2 separate regions of the Mus musculus genome follow, and region 2 is linked to region 1. A link is a loop called in an ENCODE intact Hi-C map of the cell type or tissue named here. Cell type or tissue: left cerebral cortex. All regions are shown on one strand. Each heading gives the region's core, and the rest is flanking DNA. Links, peaks and the distances in the headings are about the cores only.

Evidence for each region. Peaks named below come from ENCODE experiments on the same cell type or tissue, not always from the same donor. Only the 100,000 strongest peaks of a DNase experiment are listed, where the experiment ranks them.
Region 2: it touches region 1 in a loop (2.3-fold over the local background); 2 of 42 quality-filtered maps call a loop at or near these places.

Annotation. Positions count from the first base shown.
Region 1 is chr17:84,507,622-84,515,398 of GRCm38, reverse strand. Plekhh2 (pleckstrin homology domain containing, family H (with MyTH4 domain) member 2) reads right to left here and starts at 3,504. Exons shown (of 30, transcript NM_177606.4): 1 at 3,435-3,504. In left cerebral cortex, for the core only: a CTCF peak has its summit at 3,555; DNase peaks (open chromatin) are centred at 3,560, 3,926 and 4,844; H3K4me3 peaks cover 1,488 bases; H3K27ac peaks cover 1,219 bases.
Region 2 is chr17:84,642,132-84,649,908 of GRCm38, reverse strand. Dync2li1 (dynein cytoplasmic 2 light intermediate chain 1) reads right to left here. Exons shown (of 13, transcript NM_172256.2): 6 at 6,851-7,037; 7 at 5,736-5,804; 8 at 5,113-5,190; 9 at 2,588-2,664; 10 at 2,193-2,263; 11 at 596-693; 12 at 108-200. Among named protein-coding and RNA genes, the nearest start is that of Dync2li1, 20 kb to the right of the region's middle. In left cerebral cortex, for the core only: no CTCF peak of the experiment used is centred there; DNase peaks (open chromatin) are centred at 3,123 and 3,857.

The DNA of each region.
Region 1 (7,777 bases), core at 1,460-5,459:
AAGAGACAGAGACACCCTCCCACTCCCACTGTTAGGAGTCCTGCAAGAAGACCAAGCTACACAACTGTTAACATATATGTCGGGGACCTAGCTCAGATGCAAGCAGGCTCCCTGCTTGTTGGTTCAATGTCTGTGAGTCCCTAAAAGCCCTGCTTAGTTGATTATGTGGGCTGGGTTCTTGTGGTGTCTTTGACCCCTCTGCCTCCTACAAACCTTCTGACCCCTCTTCTGTGGGGTTCTCTGAGTTTGGCCTAATGGTTCTCTACATCTGCTCCCAAGCTATGCTTTTGTTATTATTGTTTTGTTTTGTTTTTGTTTTGATTTGTTTTTTTTAAGGAGGGTTGTGCAAAGAGTTTGGAAAAGCCATTGAGCGCTCAGAGCTCAGCAAGCTGTTCTTGGGAGCCTGAGAGATGACAATGTTGCAAGTGATAAAGACACTGGAGGCCTGGCTTGTGAAGTTCCAGAAGGAAGTTTGAGAGTACAGTAGGCATAACGTTATTGTGCACCATGTAAAAATTATCCTTGCATTTTTCAAATGCTGATTTCTGGACCCCCCATATCTGATTGCAGTCCTTATTCTAAGTATCTCTGGCCTCAACGTTGTGTAGGCATTGCTCCTCATCTGTTCTCTGATTGGTCAATGAAAAGGATGATCAGTCAATGACTGAGCAGGGGAGAGAATAGGGTTGGACTTCTTCCCAGCATGGGGAAGAGGGAAGGAAAGAGAGAAAGTGGGGATTCCACAAGGGGAGAGTCAAGGAGACACCATGAGAAAACATGAAGAGCCCAGATCGCCAGATCGGTGCTAAAATGCAAGCATCACTGGGATTCTGACTAGGAAGTATCCAGATTAGCTGAGAGGATTAAAATAGAGTGATATTGCCTGGCTGGTGTGCCCTTAAAGCTTGTTAAAGAAATAGAATAGTGCAGTCTCAATTATTTGGGAGCTAGCTGGGCTAAGGAGGAAAACCGCAACAAAAAATTACAAGTTGCCACTAACAGAGTACCTTAAAAACTTTATTGGGATCATTCGATACTTTGGTTTAAGAATCTGGACAGCTGGGGTTGAAGAATCAGCCTGATAGAAGGGACCAGAGCCCCTGAAGTAAGACCTTTGCTTTACCTGGGCAATCAATGCTGGTTAGCTAGAGCTGAGATTTTACCAGCGATTTAGAGACCAGCAATACTGAGGTAAATTTTACTGGGAATATGTCCTCAGAGTCAGCGCACAGAAGCTGTGGTCCAGAGAAAGCCAAGGCTGCATCTCATGCTGGCGGACAAACTTGGTAATGTATAGAGTCACCCAGATGGTTTTGAAGGCATGAAGGTGTCAGGGTGAACAGCTGAGCCTTGTGCAGTAGAAGCACAAGGACTGAAGTGTTCTTGGGGACAAGTTGGGTGAGGTCTGGCACGACGCGGTTGCTGCAGCAGGATCTTGGAGAGAGCGGTACTAAGGGGTAACCACCAAGGAACAGCAGCAGCTATGGGGTGAACTGGCCCGAGACGGGCTTCGTGTGGTGTGCTACTTATAACTACAGTTTTGCTACTGTTATGAATCATAACATACATGTGTTTTCTGATTGTTTTAAGTGACCTCTGAGAAAGGGTTATTCTACTCCAAAAAGGTCTCGACCCACAGGTTGAGAAGCACTGGACTAGAGTTTCTTAGTGGGCAGGAAGACACTATTCTCTAACTGGATAGTGATAACTGCGCAAATATGCCCCAATCCCCTGTCAAAGGGTCGATTTTATGATTTGTGAATTATATCCCAATTAAAAAGAATATATACAAACAAAAATGGATATATACTAAGAACACATTTACAGATTTAACCATTTATTATTAGTTGTTATCCCTGCCAGGAATCTCACCAATAACTCAAATAATAGAGAAGTAACTGTTAACCCCAACTACGAAAAGTACAGTACATATCTCTTACACTTTGCCAGGTAGAGATACCTAGGTAACAATACAAGAAAATTCAAAGTTAACTACATCTATTTGTCTTTAGTTGTTGTAATTATACATTTTTATGATGAAGTAGAAAAGCTTAAAGATGACCAAACATGCATCTGACATCTTTGGTGCCCAACAACCAGGTCATAATAAAAAGAAATTCAAGACTTCAGTTTGGTTTTGTGATAGCTCAAGGTCCAGACAAGAGGCGTCCTGGGTCCCTCTGTAATTCTGTATCTAGGTAGAAGGCAGCTGTAACCCAGCAGAGCTCCACCTTGGCTGGCTAAGAATGGGAATTCTCAACACTTTCAACGTCCCTAGTGACAGGACTGTATGGCTTCCACTTCTAAAAATGTCCTCTCTAAGTTTTGAACTCTAAGGGGATCTACCTTCTCTGCAGGGGGCAGACAAAAACTGAGGTTTTCCAAAGACTTCCAGTGACTTCGGAAATATTTACTGGCACAAAATAAACTGTTTATAGTTGTGGAGTGAACGCTCTTTTCTCTGAATCTCTGACTTCCTGTTTCTTTTCCAGCTCCTAAAAGGGGGTGGGAGAGGTTTGAAAAGACTAAAGTCCTGGGAAGGGAGGAAGGGAGAGAGGGAAAGAGCGAGGGAGGGAAGAAGGAAAGTTACTACCTAGACTCACACTGATGGAATTTAGATAATCCCCTAAAGCCTATATATTCTTTAGAACAGTTGGGTTGTAGGTTATGTCCTGCCTACCCCCAATGCAGAAAAGATGTCTTTAACTAGGCTGAAGCATGCTTGTTCAAAGAACCTTAGCACCTAGCCCTACTTGGGGCATGCCTGCCCTTCAGCGGCACTGCCCAGAACAGCCTTCTCCTCCACACTCCTCCTGGACACACACACACAGCCTATGAGGTCCAGGCTTGCAAAGACTGGAACTTTCACAAAGAAGCCAGTGACCCTCAGGTAGCCGGGCTAGAGGAGAGTTTTTGCAAGGCAGGGTGCCTCAACTCCTCCGGGGACAGATTCGTTTCGGGGTATGTCACCTTAGGGCGCTCTGGCGTCGGGCGGTCGGGCAAGCAGAGGTGTTAAAAATGAAAAGCTGGAGAACTGTGGTCCCGGGGTCCCCTCAAAGCACGGCTCATCAGAAGCGCAGGCCGAACTGTTGCATCGCCGATGGGACCCAAGGCGCGCGGGGACGCGGGGCTGCCCCGCAGCTCCCCTACCCGACGACCCCCAGCGGTACCACAAGCCAGGGGCCCTGCTTTTCTAACAGAACGTCACAGGAGCCCGAGGAACGTAGAGCCGTCCCCAGCCAGCTCCTGCGGGCGACCCGGGACCCGGCCGAGCCAGGGCGCGAGGCGTCCTGCGCTGCATCCCTGTCCCACTCCGCCGACCCCGCCGACCCCTTCCTCGCCGGCAACCCAGGACGCCCTGGTTCCCGGGGTAAGGAACCCGGGAGGCTCGGTCCCCGAGGACGCTGGACCCCGCGCTCTGCCCACCTGCCTACCTCTGCGGCGGCGCCTGATGTTCCGGCTCGCCAGTCACCCGGCTCCGCCGGCTTCCCCGGCTCTCAGCCCGCGCCGACCGCACTCGGAGCTCCGAGCGGCCGGGACAGCGCCGCCTCCTGCGGGATTGGCGGCCGGAGTAGCTAATCGGAAGACGCAGCCGACCACCTGGCGTCACTGGAGGAGGTGTTTATAACTCTAGCTCCTCCCGGTGCCCCTCGGAGTAAAGAGCCCTGACCCAAGAGGTATTCCCACTGCCTTCCCCACACCTAGATTTTAAGGCCTGATGAAGCACTTAGTCACCTCTTTTCCATTCCTTTTGCCTCGATTGGACCTATGGACCATCCTGTTGCATTGTCTCTAGGCGTGAACTCTCTCCTCTGGCCAGTCTGTCTTTCTACATTAACTAGTGTAAGTGTGCACTTTGCCAAGGCCTTTATTGTCTTCCAGGTTGGGTTTAAATGGCCAAGAACGGATTCCGTGTGTAGCCTGAAAAACCTCCCTCGTAGTTGTGCAAGTTTAGTTTTTACAGCTGCTGCTCACACCTCGGGTGACTGTGGTCTGAGGTCTGAGGAATCCAGCTGGGAGCATTGACATGCTGTTTCCTTCCCACCTTTAAAAGTTCTATCTCTCCTCTCAGCCCAGTGAGTCTCCAGACTGCCCCACATAGTGGAAACCTCTGCTCCCGTTTTTTGCCCTCAGAACGTCCGGTTTTTTGCCTCTCTTGGAGTGAGTGCACACGTTTGCCTGACCTACTATTGCCACTGTAGGCCAGCAAGCATTTCAAAGGGAGGAGCTGTTATGTTCTTTTGCAAATCGCACAAAAGCATATTGCGTGAGCACATGAATGATAAATCTGGTTGGATTTCACATCCCAAGCAGGGGCCTAAAGAGGCCAGTCTTGGGAGTTGTTAAGGGACCAGAGAGAGGGGAGAGGGAGGAGAGGGGAGGGAAGGGGAGGGAAGGGGAGGGGAGTGGGAGGAGAGGGACAAATTCTGGATGTTAGAGGTAATCCTTCCCCAGGTCATCAAACTAGGTCAGACAAATTGCTCTCTTTGATACACAGTTCACTAATAGAAGGCATCAGAAGGCTTTTCCCACTTCAGTCTTTTTACAAAAGAAAAAGCCAACCTTATATATATATATAAAAAATACTAAAGTGATAAATTTTGCAAAGTTCCTTAGAGGGAAAGCCCTAAGTGAAAACAAATAAGGCCAGCAAGCAAGCACCAGGCGTCCATGTTTCTTCCAGATGAGCACTAATTTTGGACTGGATCCCAGACAACCCCCACACATCAAATTCTTTCTGCCTTCTGTGGGAGCTGATGATGCATAGCATATGAAAAATTGTCTCCAAACAGCCTTGGCAAACAAGCAGGCTGGACTGGGCTCATTTTACAGAGCATGCGGGAGTTAAATCAACAGTTAAAGTAACTTGCATAATTTAGCACAGCAAGTCAGCAGAGACCCAACAAGAGAAAGACGGAGGATGCCAAAATAGAATCACTTCCGTTTGTGAGTCAGAAACACTAAATAGACTAGTGAGCTGAGTGAATACGTTCAGTCATAAAAAGCAGCTTTCTCAACATGACTGCCATCTTTGTAAGGCTCAGCCAATATTTACTTACAGTCACCTTTTTCTAGAAACATGACAAACTGAATTTGGCTATGATTTTTTTTAAAGGTGCAGTAGCTTCCTTTTTCTGGCCGTAGAAAACAAAACCAAAGCAAACAACCAAAAACCCCAAGCTCCACATGATAGGATGGAATAGTATTCAGAGCTAAAAAGAGGTGGAAGCTGGGCGGCCCGGACCTAAAAGGATCAAGCTCATTGTCAGCTACATAGTGAACCTGAGGTTCGAGAGACTGAAAGACAGACAGGGTGAGACTGAAAGACAGACAGGGTGAGACTGAAAGACAGACAGGGTGATGAGGGAGAGAAATCAAGCTACGGGTTGAATAAGCCTTGGAAAATACACTAAATGAAAAGAGCTAATCACAAAATTGGAAATATTGTATGATTCCGTAAATATGGGATGCTCAGAGAAGTGGATTCATCATTACCCTGGGCTGAGAAAGATGCAGGTGTTCGTCTAGGGCAGTAGTTCTCAACCTGTGGGTTGCAACCTCTTCGAGGGTTAAACAACCCTTCACAGGGGTCATCTAAAACTATTGGAAAACACAGATGTTTACATTGTGATTCACAACAGTAGCAACATTGTAGTTATGAAGTAGCAACTAGAATACTTTATGGTTGGGGTCAGCACATGGGAGCTGTGTTAAAGGCTCACAGCATCAGGAAGGTTGAGAACCACTGGTATGTGGGGGATGAAGTGCTTTGAAGGGTGAGTAATCAAAGTGTCTCTGGAAAGTTCCATACCTGTACATCTCTGACTACACTAAAAGCCATGACCATGTATAACTCAAATGGGTGAGTTGTGTGTTTTATGATAAAACTCAAAGGTATTTTTAGGGGCAGGAGAGATGGCTTAGAGGTCAAGTGCCTGCCACACAGCAGGAGTGGGTCCTCATCAGGCATGTACAAGCTGGGTAGAGTGGTCCCCAGTTATGGGGATGCTGAGCCAGACTCCTGGAGCTCAGTGGGCGCCCAGCCAAGTCAGTGAGCTCCAAGTTCAGTGTACGGCTCCGTCTGTCTCGAAAGATAAAGTGGAAGGCAAGCAAGGAGGGTACCTGATGACCTCTGACCTCTGGCCTCTGTGCAGTCATGTGTATTTTCAAACACATGTATTTTCAAATGCACCCACAGGCATGGCTTTCTCATTTTTTTGTTTTCTATATTAAGTGGAAGAAGATAGAAATTCCCTGATCAGCCCTCTTAACTGTCCATGGCTGTGTGTGCCTTAGTCACTTATTTGCCTCGGTAGCTACAGTCTGGTTTCTGTAGCAAAGTCATACTGGCTTCCTCTTTCACATGATGATAAGAGATGTGAGAGCAGAAACACTGGTTCTTGTCTTAGTGAATGCCCCGCTTGTAGCACAGTGCCTGGCACTCAGCAAGGACACCATAAATATTTATTAGATGATAGACAAAGGCAGAGAGGGATGCATTTCATTGGCTACTTGTGAGATCCCAGGCTCCGTGTTATAAGGAATACAAAGGGGAACAAAATCCATCAGCTGGATCCTCTGTGTTCCTAGAGTTCCATCCTAGGAAGAAAGATGAATGTTCATTAAACACATACACTCACTAGGCACTGTGAGGGAAATGCCCGTGATATCACACAGCTCAGTGATGCACAGGAGATATTTCATGCTCAGAAGTCAAGACGCCTTTCTTGACCTCTTCTTCTTCTTCTTTTTAAATTTATTTATTTATTTATTTATTTATTTATTTATTTTGAGATGAGGTCTGAGAAAATTAACCAGGAACAATCAAGGGATGATAGGAAGCGCATTGTGGATAGGGAGAACAGCAGGTACCAGGCTTTGTGGTTAAGAGGAGACTAATATACCAGAGGGACTGAATAAAGGACACGGACATGGCACCAGGAGCACTTGAGATGGGGAGAATAGCAGAGAGGGCTGGAAGGAAAGTGAGTCCGCGCCCATCAGAGGCTGTGAAGAAAGGGCTTCTCACACTGTAACCAGATTCGAGTTAGAACTCGGAGTCAGGATTCATGGTCTGGTGTGGGGACTAAGAAGCCCAAGGGATGCACATTGTATGGGTACCCCTTAACTATGTTATAGCTATCAAACATGGGAATGTCGTAACTACGTTATAGCGATGGGACAGCTCTCACACGATGGGCTACATCCCATATGGGTTCGTATAACTAAATGTGGAAATTGAGATAAATTGGTAACAGTGAAAGATTTCTGGAAGTGCAGTTGTCACAACTTCAGTCAAGATCAAAAGCAGGGTGCTTCTGGGTGGCACTTTCCAGCCCCACTGCAGCTTTGGCTCAGAACCCAGGTTTGCGCTTTTCACTGCATGTGCCCCTTTGCCGTGCAGCACCAGTGAAAGCTGCCTCAAACCCCTCGTCTCAGAGTCCAGAATACTGTGTGTTATGAGCCATCCTAAAACTAAAAGAAGCGTCTGAATAAAAAGGGGCCAGGACAACAACCAACGTGTCCTCCCAGTGGAATGGTGGTCAAGGAAGACAGCTTGCTTGGTGTTAAGTCTTACTCCATTTTGGACTTCGGTGATAAAATATCTGACTGTGCGGCATGTAAATGTTTCTGATGTTACTAAAGACAGGAGATTAGATTATTGCCGTTGCATCAAACATGGCAGATGACATCATGGTGGGAATGTGTGGCCGAGGGCGAAGTTCCACAAGACAGAAAGCACTAGAGCAGGGAAATAATGTCAGAGTCTAAAAAA
Region 2 (7,777 bases), core at 1,761-5,760, 130 kb before region 1:
TATACAGATAGATATAATACTGAGATGATTTTGCAAGTAAGAAATTATGAAAATGTATGAATTTACAGATGAATACTATATTTTGGTGAAACTGGGTTTGGAAATACCTGGTCCTTCTGAACCCTCATCTCATCGACTTCGCTTTCTGCATACTGCGGGTCTCGGGCTGGGTCCTGGACCGCCTTCAGGGTGCCGGTACTCTGAAATTACAGTTTCCCAAGTCATTTCACGCCCACAGCCCACATTGCCATAGTCACTATCTGTCTACGAGGCTGAGCTCCATCAGCGTGGCATCGAGAGCGCTTTGCTGTTTACAGCTTCCGTCAGACTCTCAGAAATCTACCTCAAACACACCCGTGCTCCCCACCTCCAGCCAGGGTCAGGTGTCTCCGTCTTCTAACAGCCAGAGAACCCTGTATGGAAGGGACAGGGGCCATGTCTTACTCAGCTATTAATCTTCATGGTGCTTTGTCTACAACAGTTTTAGCAAACATTTCATCATTTTGGAACATGAGAGAGAGATGGAGTTATCAGAACAGGCCTTTGGGCATTTCCGGTCACAGCTGATAGCTTCCCAGCAATGAAGAACATGTACCTTTGGTGGGAAGAGCTTGTCATACACCTTTTTCCACAGCTCCATAGGTGAGTGGGCCTGAAGTTTTCCAATGTCACTGTCAGGAACAGGAGGAGACCCTAAAATTGAAAGTTTACCTCAATTGACTACAAAGATTCAATTTTTGTAAACTATTAACAAGCAGATGCTGTTTATTAAAGCACTAGTCCTAGGTCTCTCGCTTTCCATCTCCACATTACAGACACTATTATGATTGTGCTATCTTGGTGGTTGTACTGGAAACAGAGGCAGCAAGACATAACGGTGAGCTATAACTCTGACTCCCACTCCCTACACTGGTATCTGTGCCCTGTTCACAGTAATTCCAGGTCTCAGTGTTCACAATAGAAATACGCATGTGCTCATGGTAAAGGCTTCATACAGCAGCGCCATCCATTTTACGTAAAACCGATCACTGCCCAGAAGTTCATTACTATAGAGAATAAACTGTCAGTATGTATGGCTATGTTCCATAACCAGGAAAGAGTTCAAATATTAATTAGAACTGTAAGCAGAATATACATTGAAAACCCACTAAAGTATACTGAGTTCAATAATGCAGACTGGTAAAGTTTCTACACCATATACACGTGTATAAATGCAGAGTACCAGAGAGGTGTGTGAGGGATCCTGCATACACACACACAAGTGCACACACACACACACATACATGCACACACCACACACACAAGTGCACGCACACACATGTACATACATGCACATACACACATACATGCACACATATATGCATGCACACACACATGCATATACATGCACACATGCACACACGTGCACACACACATACATGCACACACACACACACACACACACCATACACACACCACACACACACCACACCACACACATGCACATACATGCACACACACGCACGTGCACACACACACACATGCACACGCACATACCACACACGAGATTCATCTCCCTCTTCCCCCTCAAAGTGCTGGGTTGTACCGAGGACCTCACTCATTTGAGGCACTCTACCACTGAGCTACAGTCCCTGTCCCTACTATTTTAATGAGGATAATATATTTATAACTTGAATATTTAAGTTAATTTGAAAAAATTAAAAAATTCAGTCACTTTCTGGCAATTTTTGATCTATAACCTGAGATTTTTATCCTTTCTAACATCTTTATTGTCCCCCAAAATGTTCAACTATTAACCTTCAAGGGTTCCCTTATCATTTTGGTTAGAAAGTATTGATTCCCTACTTGAGTGTATGTGTGTGTGTGTGTGTGTGTGTGTGTGTGTGTGTGTGTGTATCCAACACTGGTGCTGGAAACTAAACTTGGGTCCTCTGGAAGAGCAGCAAGTACTTCTAATTTCTGAGCCACGTCTCAGTTCTGGCTCTTACTTCTCCACGCAGTGCCCTGCCTTCTATCACAAGTACGTCAATGTGCTGGGAGCTTCCTCAATTCTGGGGATACAAATGAATGCTTATGAAATAACTGTTACGAAATGAAGCCAGAAATGGTGGTGTGCTGGAGACCAAGGAGGCAGGAAGAGAAAATCAATAAGCAATTTAAAAAGATTAAGCAATATTAATAAGTTCACCAACCTATCTGACATAAAGAATCCAGTCCTGCTGTGATAAACAGTGGCTTATTTTGATCCACACATATTGATTTGCTGTATGGCAAAGAAAAAGATTGTAATTTAGTTCACCAGTTAAATATGCTGCCACGTTCTAGTATAAATACAAAGGCCACATTTTATCTAAGTCATGGATGAGAGCATTGACCCAAATGGACCAGTACCATTGGTTGTGACAGACTAACACCATAGTCAGCTCAAACCATGAGAAAGAACAAAGTCAGAGAAGACACATGCAAAAACTTCCAACTCCATTTAAAATGAACAGAAGACAATCATAAGCACAGGAAAGTGGTAAGGTGGAGGGAGATACAGAAGCCAGGGAACAGGGGGAACTGATTGGAAAATATTTACCAATACCTTTTATCAATACCGAATGCCAACTGGTTGATAACACCGCGTATCTTCAGTAACAGAGCTTCTGACTTGCTGGTAAACTTAGAAACAAATGAGATAAATTACACTCTGCTCTCTCATCCTCTAACAGTAAAAAACACAGCTTTAAACAAGCACAACTGGCCAGAGAATTACAACTTCTTTTCCTCAAAACATGTATATTTGAGTCGACAAAACAGAGGCTGACTAAGGCAACCTGGATCAGCTTGCCTCGGTACCGAGTTCATGAGTGCGTGATCCAGGAAGGACCCAGAGAGCTCACCAATCATCTCACCAATTTCCATCATCAGAATTTGTTTTTAATTTGTACATTAGTGTTTGCCTGAAATGTTTGCGGTGTGTGTTAACACAAACATTCTTAATGTTCTAAAAGAAAATGTCCCCCAATCTAACTGGGTCAGTTAGATAGGGAGAAGCATATATAAAAGTAACTGTGACAGCTGCAGGCGGGGACAGTCACACCGGCACTCCCTGAATTGATTTTTTTTTAGCTTCTTTTTTTAATTGCCTGCAGAGCTGGGGGGTAGGCAATTTCTGAATCTTCTCCTGGGTAGATCTAAGAGAGCCAAATTGCAGCACCCCAGGATGGTGAAGGGGGTGCCTGCCACCAAGAGTTAGGCTCTGACTCTTGAGTAAGCAGGAAGTGTGTGTGTGTTTGTGTGTCCTCCACAGATGGTCAGTCACTGTTTGCCTTCTAAATACTTTGCTATTCAAAGGCAAAGGAGAATGGCTCAGATGTATGAAGTGAAATGAAATACTTATAAAGCAAAGATGGCAACTTTCTGGTTCCCATGGCAGGTCCACAGGACAACGCTGACTCTGGTGTAAGAATAGGCTCACAGAGGAAGTACAGTACACAAGGGCTCACAAAGGTCAGACACATTCATTTAAAACAAAGAATTTAATAATGATCATGTTTATCGTGTGATATGTAAAATAGGGATTTTTTTAATTAAAAAAGATTGTTGTACTTAGTTTTACTAAGAAATTATATATTTGTTACATTATAATATATTGTTATTGCTTTAAACTATGTAATTTTGTAATATTTTGTTTTTACCACAGGGGCGAGGAGCAAGCCTAAGCACAAATGTTTCTCAGGGTCGAGGGGTGGGAGAGCACTCAAGGTTTCTCACCAACTCATCTCACCATCTGCTGCCTCTCAAACCCCTCCCTCCACTCCTGCTGGTGCTCCTGAGTCAGCTCAGTGCTGGGAACCCCTCCCCCGCCCCCCCCCCCCCCGTCTCCCCCACCTCCCCCTCCCCTCGTTCCCCTTCCTCCCCGTGTCCTCCCCAGAGCCACCCCTCCCACCCTCGGAGGTGCTCCTCTCCACTCATTAGCAGAAATGAATGAACTAGAAACTTCCTCCCCACTGGTTCTTTTCAAAATGGCAAAAAGACTTTCCAAAGCCTGACGTATAGGCAGACAGAGCTCAGGCTAAGAAGGTAAAGAGAACACATAAAGAAATGGGAAGTGCTCTAAATGCATAGATATTGAACATACACAGAATACAGAGCTCGTTCAGCTGGGGCAGCAACAGGCTCCACCCTGCCCTGGGGCTCTACTCTCTTTGAGCACTTTGACTCAGGAAAGCAAACCACCAACTATTTATTCAACAGCTAAGATAGCCTTGTTTGTTGTTGTTGTTTGTTTTGTTTGTTTTTGAGACAGGGTCTCATTATAGAGGCTCAGAAAAGGTAGAGTATTTTAATTCCCACAATTACTCTTTTAACGTGCAAACATTTTAAGTTTGCCTAGCAAAAGCAGTTCAGAAATTAAGGTAGTATTTTTCAGCAAAATAGTTTTACATTTTATCTTTTGTTTAAAGGATAACCAGCAAAGTCTGGCCCACCTCGGAAGATCATTACAACCCTGTGCTTTTCGGGTTGTTTCTGAGACGCTCAGGCCGCCTTGGACCTGAGCACTTCCTGCCCCATGCATCCGTCTCCTGAGGTGGGCTATTTATTCACTGGCTCCACAGTTCAGGCCCGCACCCCTCCTCACGAAGCAGGCAGGCACGGTTCCCATCTGCTTTTACCTCAGAGGATGCAAAGCTTAGGTGGCTGGTCCAGAATCCTTGTCTGACAAGGAGTTGGTCACAGTGACACTGACCTGGGCAGCTCGACTCCAAAATTCATGATTTTAACCTCTATACCAGCATTGCTTTTACATAAAACACCATCTTATTAAAATCCCGCCCTTGCCCCCCTCCTCCCGGGCCCTTCCATTGAAGGAATATAGATTCTAATTCTTGAAGACAAAAATAAAAATGTGTGAACACACCAACATATCTCTGAAGCTTGCCTGGGCTTACAGACACAAGCCGTGGAAGGTGGGGAGGCCATGGGCAGAGGGCTCTGCAGGGGCCCTGTCTAAGCAGAGCTTTGGAAGTGAGAAGGAAAGGGGCAGGGCGAGCTCAGGTCTCTATTATTCCCATCTGGGCAGCCCGCTCCTTTCTCCACACACCCAGAGGGCAGGGAGGCACTGACCATCAGCGAGGCTCCGTAGTAATGTGCCACAAAGCGCAGGGTCTTACATATCACCTTTCTCTTCTCAGGATCAAAATCCTGTGGAAGAAAATCATTACAAGGAAAAAATAAGCCAGAGGACTCAACAGCTCACTTGGGGAGAAACACATTATTTGTTTTTAAATCCCCACCCTGAGGAGTCCGGCTCGGTCACCTCCACGTTCACATCTGGAGAGACTGAACAAGCCGCCGTCTCCTACTGCTATCAGATCTGTTTAAACGCTTGGCTTCAGAGAGTCCAGATATAAGCACACATTTCATCCTGCGCAATACCCTAAGGACTCCCTGACAAGCCAAGATAAGAAGAAACTAATTTCCTACTTTCTTCAGTTTACAGTTGGGGAGTAAATCTTATCCCTCAGTGCTAAGATTTGTTTTTAAGTTTTCTGCCTCGCCCCGTTCTAACCAATGGGCTCATTTTCCTGAACTCCTTGGGATGTCCTCATCATACCGTCCTTTCTAACATCTTTTACATGGATGTCTCTGAGCTGGTCCCTTCCAGAGGTACTGTTCTTATTTCATCATTTTCCCATAAAAGCATAGCTACACATGCCCCATGAACAGCTAGACATAGAAGCACCTACCTGGAAAATATCATATTTACTTCCAATAATGACCAGAGGTATTGGAAATGGGTCAATTAATTCCCGGTCCTGTTAATAAACAGATATACTTGATTATAGTTGTGTATTGCTATGTCCTCAGGAATTTCTGTTTACTTCAGAAAACACCTTTTACTCTCGTCATTGATGTTGACCATATTTTCTGAAATAGAGTTTGCTATGATATTAACTTTCACTTTGTGCTATATTTTAAGTGTGAAGCCAGAAATGGCAATTGTCATAACACCATGGCGCCCATTCACTTTTGTGGTCTGCTACTCTGGTTTGTTTGTTTGTTTGTTTGTTTGTTTGTTTTGTTTTCCAAGACAGACTCTCTCTGTGTAGCCCTAGCTGTCCTGGAACTTGTTTTGTAGACCAGGCTGGCCTCGAACTCTGACATGCCTGCCTCTGCCTCCTGAGTGCTCCACCCGGCTACTGCTGGGCTTCCCTACAAGGACATCATCTTTAAGGGGCTTCTCATTTATGTAAAGTGCGTGCTGCTTGGCTGAATTTGGTCCTGATACTTTGTAAGACACAGGCGCACAAACTATGGACACTAGGAAATGCTTCTCTTAGTTTTCTAGATGATGACATTCCAACTGTATCTAAAACCTTGTGCTGCCACCACAGCAACTCTAGGACTTGATAGTTTGGGGATGGCGGCGGGGGGGGGGGGGGGGGGGTGTCACATGACAGCCACTGAATGAATGCAGACGCCTGTTGCTGGGGAGGCAGCTGACTCTCAGCTCCTGCTTCAGTCCGTAGCTTCAGCCAGCCTCTCCCAGTTCAACCCGGATTTTCATCTTCATTTTACAAAGATTATACAATCAGTGTCAGAACTCTGCTCTAAAACTCCCTTTCTCTTGAGTTATGGTAAGGTTCATCGCAGTGAACACGGCAGATGTCTGACGAGGAGACGTCAGCGTCTTCCCCTTCTCTGGCTCTTTCTGAGGTTTATGAAATTGCTGTAATTTTCCAGTAAACCAGTTCATTTACATCAAACACATTTTAAGTCATGCAGAAAATGAAAGAAGCTGCATTGAGGTACTGTCTCTACTCGGTGTGGCACTGAGGCCAGAACAAACCGGGAAGCTCACCGGATGGTCCTTCTGCACCACGCTCCACATTCGTTGCCGCATCTCGGCCGAAGCCTTGGAGCTTGTCTTGCCCAGCTTCATTATCACCTTGTCTACATGGCTTTTTGTGGCTTGCAACAGATTTTCCATGGTTGACCAAAGATCATTAGGTTTGGAAAGATCCAAAACAAGAACAATAGAAAATGTCCTAAAGAGATAAAACAGCTGTAAACAAAGAGATTCCTCGTGGTAACTGTTTTGAGATGTGAAATGTCCTGAAATTTATCTAATATAGTTACAAAACCCAGCATGCCATTATTCCAAGACGGAGTGAGAGCTCACTTAGAGCCTTGTGTACTCTGGTCCTTCCTACTGGTACTCAGTATGACAGCTAAGAACGATGCAGTTCAGACAGAGAAGCTGAACGCGAATGGTCCGATGATGCCACATTTAGACCTGACTTTACCTGGTGCTCCACAGAAAAGGAGCAAAAATCTCAGTGCCAAGGTCAGCAGCAATGCAATGTATACGGAAGGGAATGGACACACTGACAAGCCTTACTGGGAAGCCAGCGGGCTTGCTTAAGCTTTTTCTAGGCAGTTTCCCTAGATGTGCTGATGCCTGTTTTATGGATCTGAAATTAGAAGCGCTTATTTATATAACTAGTAAGCTGGAAAAGTGCTTTTAAATCAAAGTCGTCTGTTTTCCAGCTATACTTCTCTCTCTCTCTGAAAACACGGCTCTGATTAGCAGAGGACACTGCCATCACCACAGACAGTGGGCTCCACTCCTACACATTAAACATAAATCTAAATCTAAACTCTACAACAAAACAACCCATTTAAAAATAGATTCCAATAACTCCAAAGAGATAGCTGTTGGCCAAGAAGCACATGAAAAGATGCTTGAGGACTGAAGAGATGGCTCAGAAGGTTCAATCCCTGGTTT